Linked DNA regions of Homo sapiens: region 2 is linked to region 1. Evidence: read pairs that join two places in POLR2A ChIA-PET (ENCODE). Cell type or tissue: endothelial cell of umbilical vein. All regions are shown on one strand. Each heading gives the region's core, and the rest is flanking DNA. Links, peaks and the distances in the headings are about the cores only. Region 1 overlaps AP1M1 (adaptor related protein complex 1 subunit mu 1). Region 2 overlaps KLF2-DT (KLF2 divergent transcript).

What was found. ChIA-PET counts read pairs that join two places held together with the same protein. Peaks named below come from ENCODE experiments on the same cell type or tissue, not always from the same donor. Only the 100,000 strongest peaks of a DNase experiment are listed, where the experiment ranks them.
Region 2: POLR2A ChIA-PET joins it to region 1 with 8 read pairs; 3 of 35 experiments call an interaction of 5 or more read pairs at or near these places.

What each region holds. Positions count from the first base shown.
Region 1 is chr19:16,200,384-16,205,752 of GRCh38, reverse strand. It overlaps AP1M1 (adaptor related protein complex 1 subunit mu 1), which reads right to left. Exons shown (of 12, transcript NM_032493.4): 2 at 2,138-2,294. Among named protein-coding and RNA genes, the nearest start is that of AP1M1, 5.2 kb to the right of the region's middle. RefSeq lists a silencer at 1,176-1,325. In endothelial cell of umbilical vein, for the core only: no CTCF peak of the experiment used is centred there; no DNase peak of the experiment used is centred there.
Region 2 is chr19:16,288,538-16,293,906 of GRCh38, reverse strand. All of the region lies in intron 1 of KLF2-DT (KLF2 divergent transcript), which reads left to right. Among named protein-coding and RNA genes, the nearest start is that of KLF2-DT, 33 kb to the left of the region's middle. In endothelial cell of umbilical vein, for the core only: no CTCF peak of the experiment used is centred there; DNase peaks (open chromatin) are centred at 266 and 3,016; H3K27ac peaks cover 2,325 bases.

The sequences.
Region 1 (5,369 bases), core at 86-5,085:
GTTCCCTTCTGCCACAGGAGCCAGCCCCTGCCTCCCAGGGTCAGTGTGTGCTGGGCGCTTCCTATTCCTTTTTCCCTAATGGGTCCCCGGGCCGCCAGAGAAGGCTGGTTCTTCCTCTGTAGGCCCATGCACTGCACCCTGGACATCCCTGTTCATGGCACATCTGTGCTGCCTGGCTCGTCTGCCCAGGAGTGAGCTCTAGGAGGGAGGGTGGGGGCTGTATCCTCTCCCTTCCCGCCTCACCCCAGCACAGCACAGGGGCCCAGGAAAGGGACGCTGGCCCAGTCAAACGAGTGCTGGCCTCCCTCCTGCTGCCTGGCAATGTGCCCTCCCCAGATGCTTTATAAGCAGGGGCAGTGGGGGCCTCTCACCTTCTCATGGGTGCCTCTCAGCCACGGCCTTGCTGAGCACTGTCCCGGCTGGGGGTGAAACGATGTCCACTAAGCCAGAGGGGTGAGCCCTCCCTGTCTCTTCCCTAGATGCCCAGGTGTGAAATGTGGGGGCCCAACCAGAAACTGATCTGATGGCTCCTGCTGAGCTCAGACCACAGCCACCTCTCCCTCTCCCAATACCTGGGCGGCTTCAGAGGACTGTCAGTTCCCTGGGTTAAAAGCCACCTAGGCCGGGCACGGTGGCTCACGACTGTAATCCCAGCATTTTGGGAGGCTGAGGCGGGCGGATCACGAGGTCAGGAGATCGAGACCATCCTGGCTAACATGGTGAAACCCTGTCTCTACTAAAAAAATACAAAAAAATTAGCTGGGCGTGGTGGCGGGCGCCTGTAGTCCCAGCTACTCGGGAGGCTGAGGCAGGAGAATAGCGCGAACCCGGGAGGCGGAGCTTGCAGTGAGCCCAGATGGCGCCACTGCACTCCAGCCTGGGCGACAGAGCGAGACTCTGTCTCAAAAAAAAAAAAAAAGCCACCTAAGATCATCTTCAGAGCTATTCTCAGGGCCTTCCAGAGCCAGGTGAAATCTACACAGAGGCACACCACAGGGAGCCCTGGGCCAGCACGGCCCACATGGGAATGTGCACACCGGCCACCAGGAACAAATCTTCCTACAATGCAGATTCTGACGGGGCAGGGCTGGGTGGAGCCTGGGATTCTGCATTTCCAAAGGGCTCCCAGCGGATATTCTGGCCCGTTGGCCACACTGTACTGGCAAGGCCCCAAGTGTCTCCAAGAACACAGGAAAGGGCACAGAGCCCATGCCTGCTGGGAGCAATATGCACAAGTCAGTTCAACTGACCCGAATGGTCCTGCAGTGAGGGGTCGTTGTTCCCACTGAACTGTGGGAAGGTGAGGGATCCCCCATGGCTGCTGGAGCTGGGGCTCAAACGGGCTGTGAGTGGCAAAGCAGGCCCTTCCGCAGTAGTGTGGGTACTGAGATGGGCTTGCGGGTCTGCCCAAAGCTGTGGGGTGGCCAGTTAGACCTCCTGGATAGAAACTGGCTTGGCCAAGTCTCCCCATGGGCCCAAGGACAGGAAGGGTGGGGGGCTCTGAGATCTGGGCGGGGCTGTACCCCACCACCCCTCCGTGGTCCAGGCCACTTCCCCTCCCACCTGCACGATGGCCCCAGCCTACTCCCCACCTACCCATGTCCTCTCCTGTCCCCACAGTCTTGCCCCACTCAGCAGCCAGAAACCTCCAGAAGACACACATCTAAAAGCCTCCAGAGACTTCCTGTCACATTTCAGATGATGTTCTTTGAGACCCCAGACCCCGCTGACCACTCCAGCCTCGCTGCCCTACACGCCCCCTCTCCAGCCACCCCGAGTGCAGCTGTTGGAATGAGGCTCTTCCCTGCAGAGCCTTCACCCACGCCTAGTGCCTGCCCACCCCTCCAGCTGGCAGAAGCCAGGCCTCCCTGCAGGCTTCCTCCAGGGTGTCATTTCCCTTCCTGGGCCCCTGGGCTGAAGAGGTTCAAGTCACACCTGCTCCTCTCCCCACACCCATCACACATGTCATCGTGCATTGTCTGCCTGTCTCCGCAGGCAGCAGGGAGCTCCAGGAGGGCATGGCTGTGTCCAATGCTTGCGCTGTGCACAAACCAGCCCTGCTTGCAGGCGTGTGGATATGCACACACACCAACACCCACACAGGAGTCCCCTGGGAGCACCCCCAGCAAAGGGATACGATACAGGTTGTTGTGTTTGATCCACATGAAACGGACCCCCCCGTGGGCCAGGATGGGCGACAGCATCCCCTCCTCCTCCTTCTCCATCAGGATGGGCATGAAGTGCTCCACCTCTGACATGTCCACGTCGCCACGGTAGTTCCGGCAGATGAGCACCTGGGGTGGGGAAGGAAGAGAAAAGATGCTTGCATTTTCAGTTCTACAATCTGGGGGCTTGGGGCAGGGGGTGAGATGCACCACCCTGCTTCGCTCTGGGGACTCCGGTCATGGCCACTATCCGCAAAAGAGCAGGACTTGAGGCCGTTCTGATCTCCATCCCCCAGGGAATTCCTGGAGAAGAGCATCTCCCAGTGTGAATGCCCACAGGGGCCACTGCAGTTCTTCGCAGGGTGAGGGTAGAGGCGAACTCTGCAGCAAAGGTCCAGGACTGAATCACCCAGAGACATCAGGTTAAGCAATGCCTCACAAGCTCTCAATGCAGACCTTCTCAGAGCCTTTGCCGGGCCAACGCACCTTGCTCTCCCGCCTGTGTCAGGGCGCCCACTCCCGCTGAAGGTTCGTATTTACTGAAGTCCACAGGTGGCCTGAAGGGAGAAGCCCTCTTCCTGGTCTCTCTCTTTCATAGCCTGTGGGTCAGGATATACAGCATCCAGAACCCCTGTCCACTGCTGATAGGAATGGAAAATGGGACAACTACTTTGGTGTAGTCTGGCAGTTTCTCAAAAAGTGAAACCCAGAGTTACCATACGATCCAGTCATTCCTCTCTCTGGTATTTACCCAAGAGAAATGAAACCACATGTCTGCACAAACACTAGCACGAGAATCTTAACAGCAGCTTTAATTGAAACAGACCCAGACTAGAAACAATGCCAATGTCCTTCAGCAGGTGAACTAGAAACAAACTGTATCCGTGCACACCATGAGAAGCATGCCTCAGCAACGGAAGGGATCGGACTCCCGATACACAGGCGCATCAGAATCACTGTGCTGGCTGAGAGAAACCAGACAAACGAGAGCTCATCCTGCATGACTGCACGTGTATAAAATCCTAGAAAATGGTGATGAAAAACACATCGGTGGGTGCCTAGGGATGGGGCTAGACAGCAAAGGGGTGTGAAGAAGCTTTCGGGGGCGATGGAATGTGTGGTTATGGCTTCCCACATGACTGAGCTCATCAAATTGTACACTTTAGATAAGTGCAGGTTATTAATGTAAATTATACCTCATTAAAGAATAAAAAGGAGGTCGGAAGTTTTGCTAGCCTGGGCATGGCTGCGGTTGGAGATGCTGCCTGGAGCAGCTGCAGCTCTTGGGGCCTGCAGGACAGCCAGCTGCAGGACTCAGCAACATGCTGAGAAGGCCATTGCGGCGCTGACCATCCTGGGAACCACCTGCCTCAGAACTTGGCATTTCATCACACGCTGCCTTTATTCTCTCAAGGCGAGACTGGGGGTGGTGCGGGGTGGCACCTTCCTTTCCTAGTGTCTGCTTCGTGGCCTGTGGAACTGATTGGAGGGAGGCAGGTGATGACGTGTTGAGGGAACAGCCCCTCCCCCTGCTGTCACTCTTGACCCCCCAGGTCCTTCCTCACAAAGGGTGACAGGGCTCTTCCTACACAGAAGCCAGACGGGGTCTCTCCCCCACTGCTGAACTGCCACTTACCCCAGCCTCCCCGGCACTGAGAACAAAGCCCAAGCCCGTCCCCATGGCTCCCAAGGACCAGCGTGGTCTGGCTCCTCACAGCCCCTCTGACGCCTCTCTGCCTGCGCTGCCCTGGTTCACTCTGCTCCAGCCTGGCCCCTTAGCTGGTCTCTGAGTGATCCACATCTGTTCCCACCTCGGGCCTTTGCCCTGACCTGGCTCTTCTCATTTCTCAAGCCTCAGCTCAAATAACACCTCCTCTAGGAAGTCCTCCCAGCTGGGCGCGGTGGCTCACGCCTGTAATCCCAGCACTTTGGGAGGCTGAGGCAGGCGGATCATCTGAAGTCAGGAGTTTGAGACCAGCCTGACCAATATGGTGAAACCCTGTCTCTACTAAAAATACAAAATTAGCCAGGCGTGGTGGTGCATGCCTGTAGTCCCAGCTACTTGGGAGGCTGAGGCAGGAGAATCACTTGAACCTGGGAGGCAGAGGTTGCAGTGAGCCGAGATTGTGCCATTGCACTCCAGCTTGGCTGACAGAACGTAACTCCATCTCAAAAAAAAAAAAAAAAAAAAAAAAAAAAGAAATCCTCCCTGCTTGCTCTGGCTGAGATCATGTCCCATCCCTCTGAACCCTGACCCCTGCTTTATCCCTATCACCTGGTGCATTAAACATTTATTTCTATCCTCCTTTACTGTCTGACATCCCCTGAGAACAGCAACTACTCCTGTCTCATTCACAGCTGTTTTCCAGCACCCAGAAAGGGGCCTGGACCATAGTAGGTGCTCAGTAAACATTTGTGGAGTGAAAACAGGGGTGAGGAGACAAAGGAGGCGAGGATAACGTCCAGGTCTCTTGTGCAGATGGCTGAATGGGTGATGGCATCACTGAAATGGAAAGAGAGCAGGTACAGGGAGTGCATTTAGAAGAATGCTGAATTTATGGTGGCGGCGGGACCTCTCTGGTGTCTCAGAGGCCACTAGATCTCCAGAGAAATGCTGTGAACAAAATTGAGAGTCACTGGCCCATGGACATGAGTCAAAGCCCACCTGGGAAGAGTGACAGCATGGGGAGGCACGCGTAGGCCTGAGCCGCTCCACAGCCCTGGGGAGGGCAGAAAAGGAGGAAAGTAGGCAGTGCAAGAAACAGGAGGAAACCCCCCAGAGCGCAGCCTCCTGGAAGCGGAAGGGAGCACTGAAGAGGAGGTGGTTAGTGGTGTCAGAAGCTGCTGAGAAGCCAGTTAGATAAAGCGGAGAAGCTTCCTACTAGGACAGCTTCCTCCCAGCCCAGTGTGGCCACGCTGGTGTCCTCGGTGACCAGACACGTGGCCATGAATTTCTCAGTGTGCTTTATTGTTGATTAAATGCAGTCGGCTCACGAGGCTGACTTTGGAAACAGGAGGTCCGTGGGTCGTGGAATAAGAAAGGGCATCATGGTTGCAGAGGAAGGGAAGGAAGCCCACGGCTGCCTTGGGGAGCTTTCTGAAAGGCAGGTCTGATCATGCCTCTCTGGGCTACGGTCTCCTCACGGTGGCTCCTGGTTGGAACTGAAGTGGTCCCCTTGGTCCCTCTCTCCCATCTCAGCATTA
Region 2 (5,369 bases), core at 261-5,260, 88 kb before region 1:
TAAAATCCTGGCACACCACCAGTGACCCAAGGGTGCGCCAGGGTCTCAGGCTGGAGGAATCTATTCCACAGGACCTCTGTGATGCTTTACGAGAACCTGGCCTTGCCAACATATTTCAAATACGCAGTTGGCCTCCCAGCTGCGGTCCACACCGCCCTTATCACTTTCATGGGGGAGTCGGGGATTCTTGCCAAAGGCTGACTTTCCCTTCTCACGACTTTATTGCTACTCAGAGCCTCTGCAGCTGGGGAGGCCCGTCTAGTTGTTTCCAGGGGCTGATTGCATAAACTCTGTGTAACGTAAGCCCTGTGTCGATTTTTGGAAAACTCCCTTTTTTTCTCCCTGCCTTTAGAAGATTTTTCCAGCATCACCCAAACACCCGGCCACGGGAGGGGGTGGAGAGGTTGCTGTTTACAATTCTAGGTGAGAACAGTGTGTCTGAATTTCAGGGCGAGATGTGTGTGAGCGCCTTCGATTGTGGAAAAACAAATGTGATTTGAGGGGAAAAAAAAAAGAAGAGGGAAAATGAAACGGAAAACAACTGCTTGCTGAGTGGGAACTTTGAGGCGCGGCCCGGATAGTATGATTTCTGACGACTCGAGAAGGAATGTTCTGGAATATTTTGGGAGTTTTTTTGTGCTTCTGGCAGGCTGACAGCTCGTGTCCCCCCCACTCCCACCTCCAACCCCGCACTCCACGTCACTCCAGTCATTCTGGACAAGCTCCCAAGACAAACGGCTTCTCTTCTTTCCATGGGTTGCAGACATATGTCCCCAAGCACTTAAAAATAGCCGCCCGTTTACTGCAGACCTGACTTTAAACAATCAGGTTTTTCTTAAGACGTAAAAAACTTTTCCACTGAAAGGGCAGTTTTTGAAACTATGTGTAGTGAGAGGGAGTTTTCCTTCTTTTTTTTTTTTTTTTCCCTTTCCTCAGGAATAAATGTGAAGGTCTTGAGTCCAAAATGGCCAGCTTGGCTAGGCGCGGTGACTCATGCCCATCATCCCAGCACTTTGGGAGGCCGAAGCAGGAGGATCGCTTGAGCTCAAGAGTTTGAGACCAGCTTGACAAACATGGTAAAATTCTGTCTCTACTAAAAATACAAAAATTAGCTGGACGTGGTGGCGGGTGCCTATAACCCCAGCTACTCGGGAGGCTGAGGCAGGAGAATTGCTTGAACCCGGGAGGCAGAGGTTACAGTGAGCCAAGATTGCGCCACTGTACTCCAGCCTGGGCAACAGAGCAACACTCTGTCTCAAATAATAATAATAATAATAATAATAATAATAATAATAACAACAAATAAATAAATAAATAAATAAAATGGCCAGCTTGGCCAGGCGCGGTGGCTCACACCTGTAATCCCAGCACTTTGGGAGGCCGAGGCAGGAGGATTGCTTGAGCCCAGGGGTTCAAGACCAGCCTGGGCAACATAGTGAGAATTTGTCTCTACTAAAGATAATAATAACAAAAGTCAATCTATCAATGAAATGGCCAGCTGTGTTTTTTCAGGCTCATGCTCACACGTGTGTGTGTGTGTGTGTGTGTGTGTTTGAGAGTTTGTGGAGCATCAGGCTGACAGGGGAGAAGAAAACTGTTTATTGAAAACCCAGTATATGCCAGGCCCTGCATGGATCCTCCTTAGTTTTTGGGACTCGGAGAGCCAGTAATATTTCCACCACTCTATAGTGATGTGCTGGAGGAGGAAAACTGAGGCACGGTTGATCCTTGGCTGAGCCACGATTTAAACTGATTTCACAGGCTTTGATCTGGACCCAGGATTGTTCCCCTGTGTGAGCTTCAGAGGGGTTCATGGACCCCCTGAAACTAAATGTAAGTTGCAGGCACTTTATCTACAAAGAAAAGTATCTATAGCTTACACCCCACAGAGCCCAGAGCATCAAAAAGATACAAAATCAAGCTGGGAACGGGGGCTCATGTCTGCACTCCCAGCACTTTGGGAGGCTGAGATGAGAGGATTACTTGAGACCAGGAGTTCAAGGTCAGCCTGGGCAACATAGCAGGATCCCATCTCTACAAAAATAAAAAATAAAAATAAAATTAAAAAAAAAAAGCTAAGTGGCTAAGTATGGTGGCATGCACCTGTAATCCCAGCTACTCAGGAGGCTGAAGGCGGAAGATCACGTGAGCCCAGAAGTTCGAGGCTGCAGTGAGCTACAATTGCATCATTGTACTCCAGCCTGGGCAACAGAATGAGACCCTGTCTCTTAAAAAAAAAAATCACTGTCCCCACAAAAGTTTTTTAGAGAACAATAGCCTAGAGCTCGGTCAAGTTGTTTCTCTTTTCTCAGCCTCAGTTTTGTCATCTGAGAAATGGGTTGTATCTCCCGGTACATGCTGGATATGGGATCCTCTGTCCCTCCTAACATTCAAAAACATACAGTGTGGCCGGACGTGGTGGCTTATGCCTGTAATCCCAGCACTTTGGGAGGCCAAGGCGGGCAGATCACCTGAGCTCAGATGTTCGAGACCAGCCTGGCCAACATGGTGAAACCCTATCTTTACTAAAAATATAAAAATTAGCTGGGTGTGGTGGCACGTGCCTGTAATCACAGCTACTTGGGAGGCTGAGGTAGGAGAATCGCCTGAACCCGGGAGGTGGAGGTTGCAGTGAGCCAAGATTGCACCACTACCCTCCAGCCTGGGCGACAGAGTGAGACTCTGTCTCAAAAAAAAAAAAAAAGGCTATTTTTTTGTGGGCTCTTAAACATTCCAGGGCCCTGGGCCTTGTATGTGTGATGGATCGGTGGGCCCTGGACAAAGCGTCCCTGGGGGAACAGAACAGCAATGGACGGCAGGGGTTTCCTCACTTAGAATCCTCTGACATCCCCCAGGCATCCTGTGTTGGGCCCGGAGCCGGGTTCTGGGAAAAATCGAGGGGGAGAAATGTTACCTGCACTGGCTGACTTACCCCTGGCAGGGTTGCTTCCAGCTGCACCGACTCTGTTTGAATACGAGGAAGCGTGAATCAGACCTCGGTGGCCCAGGAGGCAGGGCTGAGGGAGGCATGTTTTCATAGAGCGGTGATTCTATGCTCACCCCATGCTCACTAGCCTTTCCGGCGGCCTGGGGTTGGGGACCAATTTAGATCATGTGTCATCTGACAAAAGTGGACCTTCAAAGACTTCCCAGGTTCTGAACCAATTCTTTGTCACCAGACTTGTCTTGGGGAATGGTGGAGAATTGGAGACATCTACTTGGTGGATTGAGTCCCAGCAGGTGGGCAACATAGCAAGAGCTCATCTCTACAAAAAAATACAAAAATTAGCCAGGCATAAGAGCATGCACCTGTGGTTCCAGCTACCTGGGAGGCTGAGGTGGGAGGATGGCTTGAACCCAGGAGGTCGAGGCTGCAGTGAGTCCAGATCACCACCATTGCACTCCAGCCTGGGTGACAGGCTGGATGGGTGGATGGGTGACTTGGGGTCTGAAATACCTAGCATCAGCCGGGCGTGGTGGCTCACACCTGTAATGCCAGCATTTTAGGAGGCTGAGGTGGGGGGATCACGAGGTCAGGAGATCAAGACCTTCCTGGCTAACATGGTGAAACCCCGTCTCTACTAAAAATACAAAAAATTAGCCAGGCATGGTGACACATGCCTGGAGTTCCAGCTACTTGGGAGGCTGAGGCAGGAGAATCGCTTGAACCCAGGAGGCGGAGGTTGCAGTGAGCCAAGATCGCACCACTGCACTCCAGCCTGGGCGACAGAGCAAGACTCTGTGTCAAAAGAAACAAACAAACAAACAGAAAACCTAGCATCCCCTTCAATTTCTGCCTGTCTGTGAGAACCAACTGTTACAAAGGCTGCTTACCAGGTTTTGCAAGTAAAACGCAGGACACTCCATTAAATTGGAATTTCAGATAAACAACAAGTTTTTTTTTTAGTAGAAGTATATCTCGAATAGTGCATGGAATGGGATATACTTATACTAAAAAAAAGAATTCATTGTTTATCTGATGTTCGCATTTGAGTAGGGCGTCCTGTGTTTAATCTGTCAACCCTACCTGGGTTGGGGGTGGGGTAGGGGAACAATGATTTTCATTTGAGCTGCCAGGCCACAGCTGGGGCCTTTTCTGACATCATCTCCTTACATTGTCACCACGGCTGATGTACAGATAAGGAAGGTGAGAGCTGAAAGAGCTGGTGCAGTTTGAGGATTGTTCCTGGGGGCCGCCATCAGGGAGTTGGGGGAGCTGTGGACAGCAGGTGCGTCCGAGGGAGTGTGGATAATTCAGCCTTAATTCTGCCAGGGCCAAAATCAGGAGGGTTCCTCAAAAAGTGAAACATAGAATAAAAAAATTAGCCAGGAGTGGTGGCATGCACCTGTTGTCCCAGCTACTTGGGAGGCTGAGGCGGGAAGATGGCTTGAACCCAGGAGGTTGAAGCTGCAGTGAGCCATGATTGCACCACTGCGCTCCAGCATGGGTGACAGAGCAAGACCCTGTCTCAATAAAAAAGAAAAAAGTGCAACATAGAATTACCTTATAACATATCATGGCCGGGTGCGGTGGCTCGCGCCTGTAATCTCAGCACTTTGGGAGGCTGAGGCAGTCGGATCGCTTGAGGTAAAGAGTTCAAGACCAGCCTGGACAACACAATGAAATTCCATCTCTCCTAAAAATACAAGAAAACTAGCTGGATGTGATAGTGTGCACCTGTAAGTCCCAGCTACTCGGGAGGCTGAGGCAGGAGAATTGCTTGAACCCGGGAGGCAGAGGTTGCAGTGAGCCAAGATTGCACTACTGCACTCCAGCCTGGGCAACAGAGTAAGACTCCATCTCAAAAATAAATAAATAAAATAAAAAAATTACCATATACCATAGCAGCTCCACCCTGAAGTGGTAACTCATATACTCAAAAGGATTTTGGTATTCGTTGGTGTATTCTTGGGGAATATCCCCAAAAGAATTGAAGGTGGGTGTTCACACAAAGATGTGTGCATGCATGTTCACAGCAGCACTGTTCACAACGGCCAAAAGGTGGAAGCAACTTGGGTGTCTGTCAACGAATGAACAGATAAACAAAACGTGGTCCATCCAGCAATGGAATATTACGCAGCTGTGAAAAGGAATGAAGCACTGCTCCATGCTACAACGTGGATGAACTCCAAAAATATGCTGAGTGAGAGAAGCCAGACACAAAAGGCCACATGGTGTATGATTTCATTGATATGAAATGCCCTGAACAGGCAAATCCGTAGAGACAGGAAGCAGATTAGTGGCTGCCTGGGGTGGGGGAAGGGAAATGGGGAGTGACTGCTGACGGGGACAGGGCTTTTCTTTTTTCTTTTTTTTGAGACAGAGTCTCCCTCTGTTGCCCAGGCTGGAATGCAGTGGCGCGATCTCG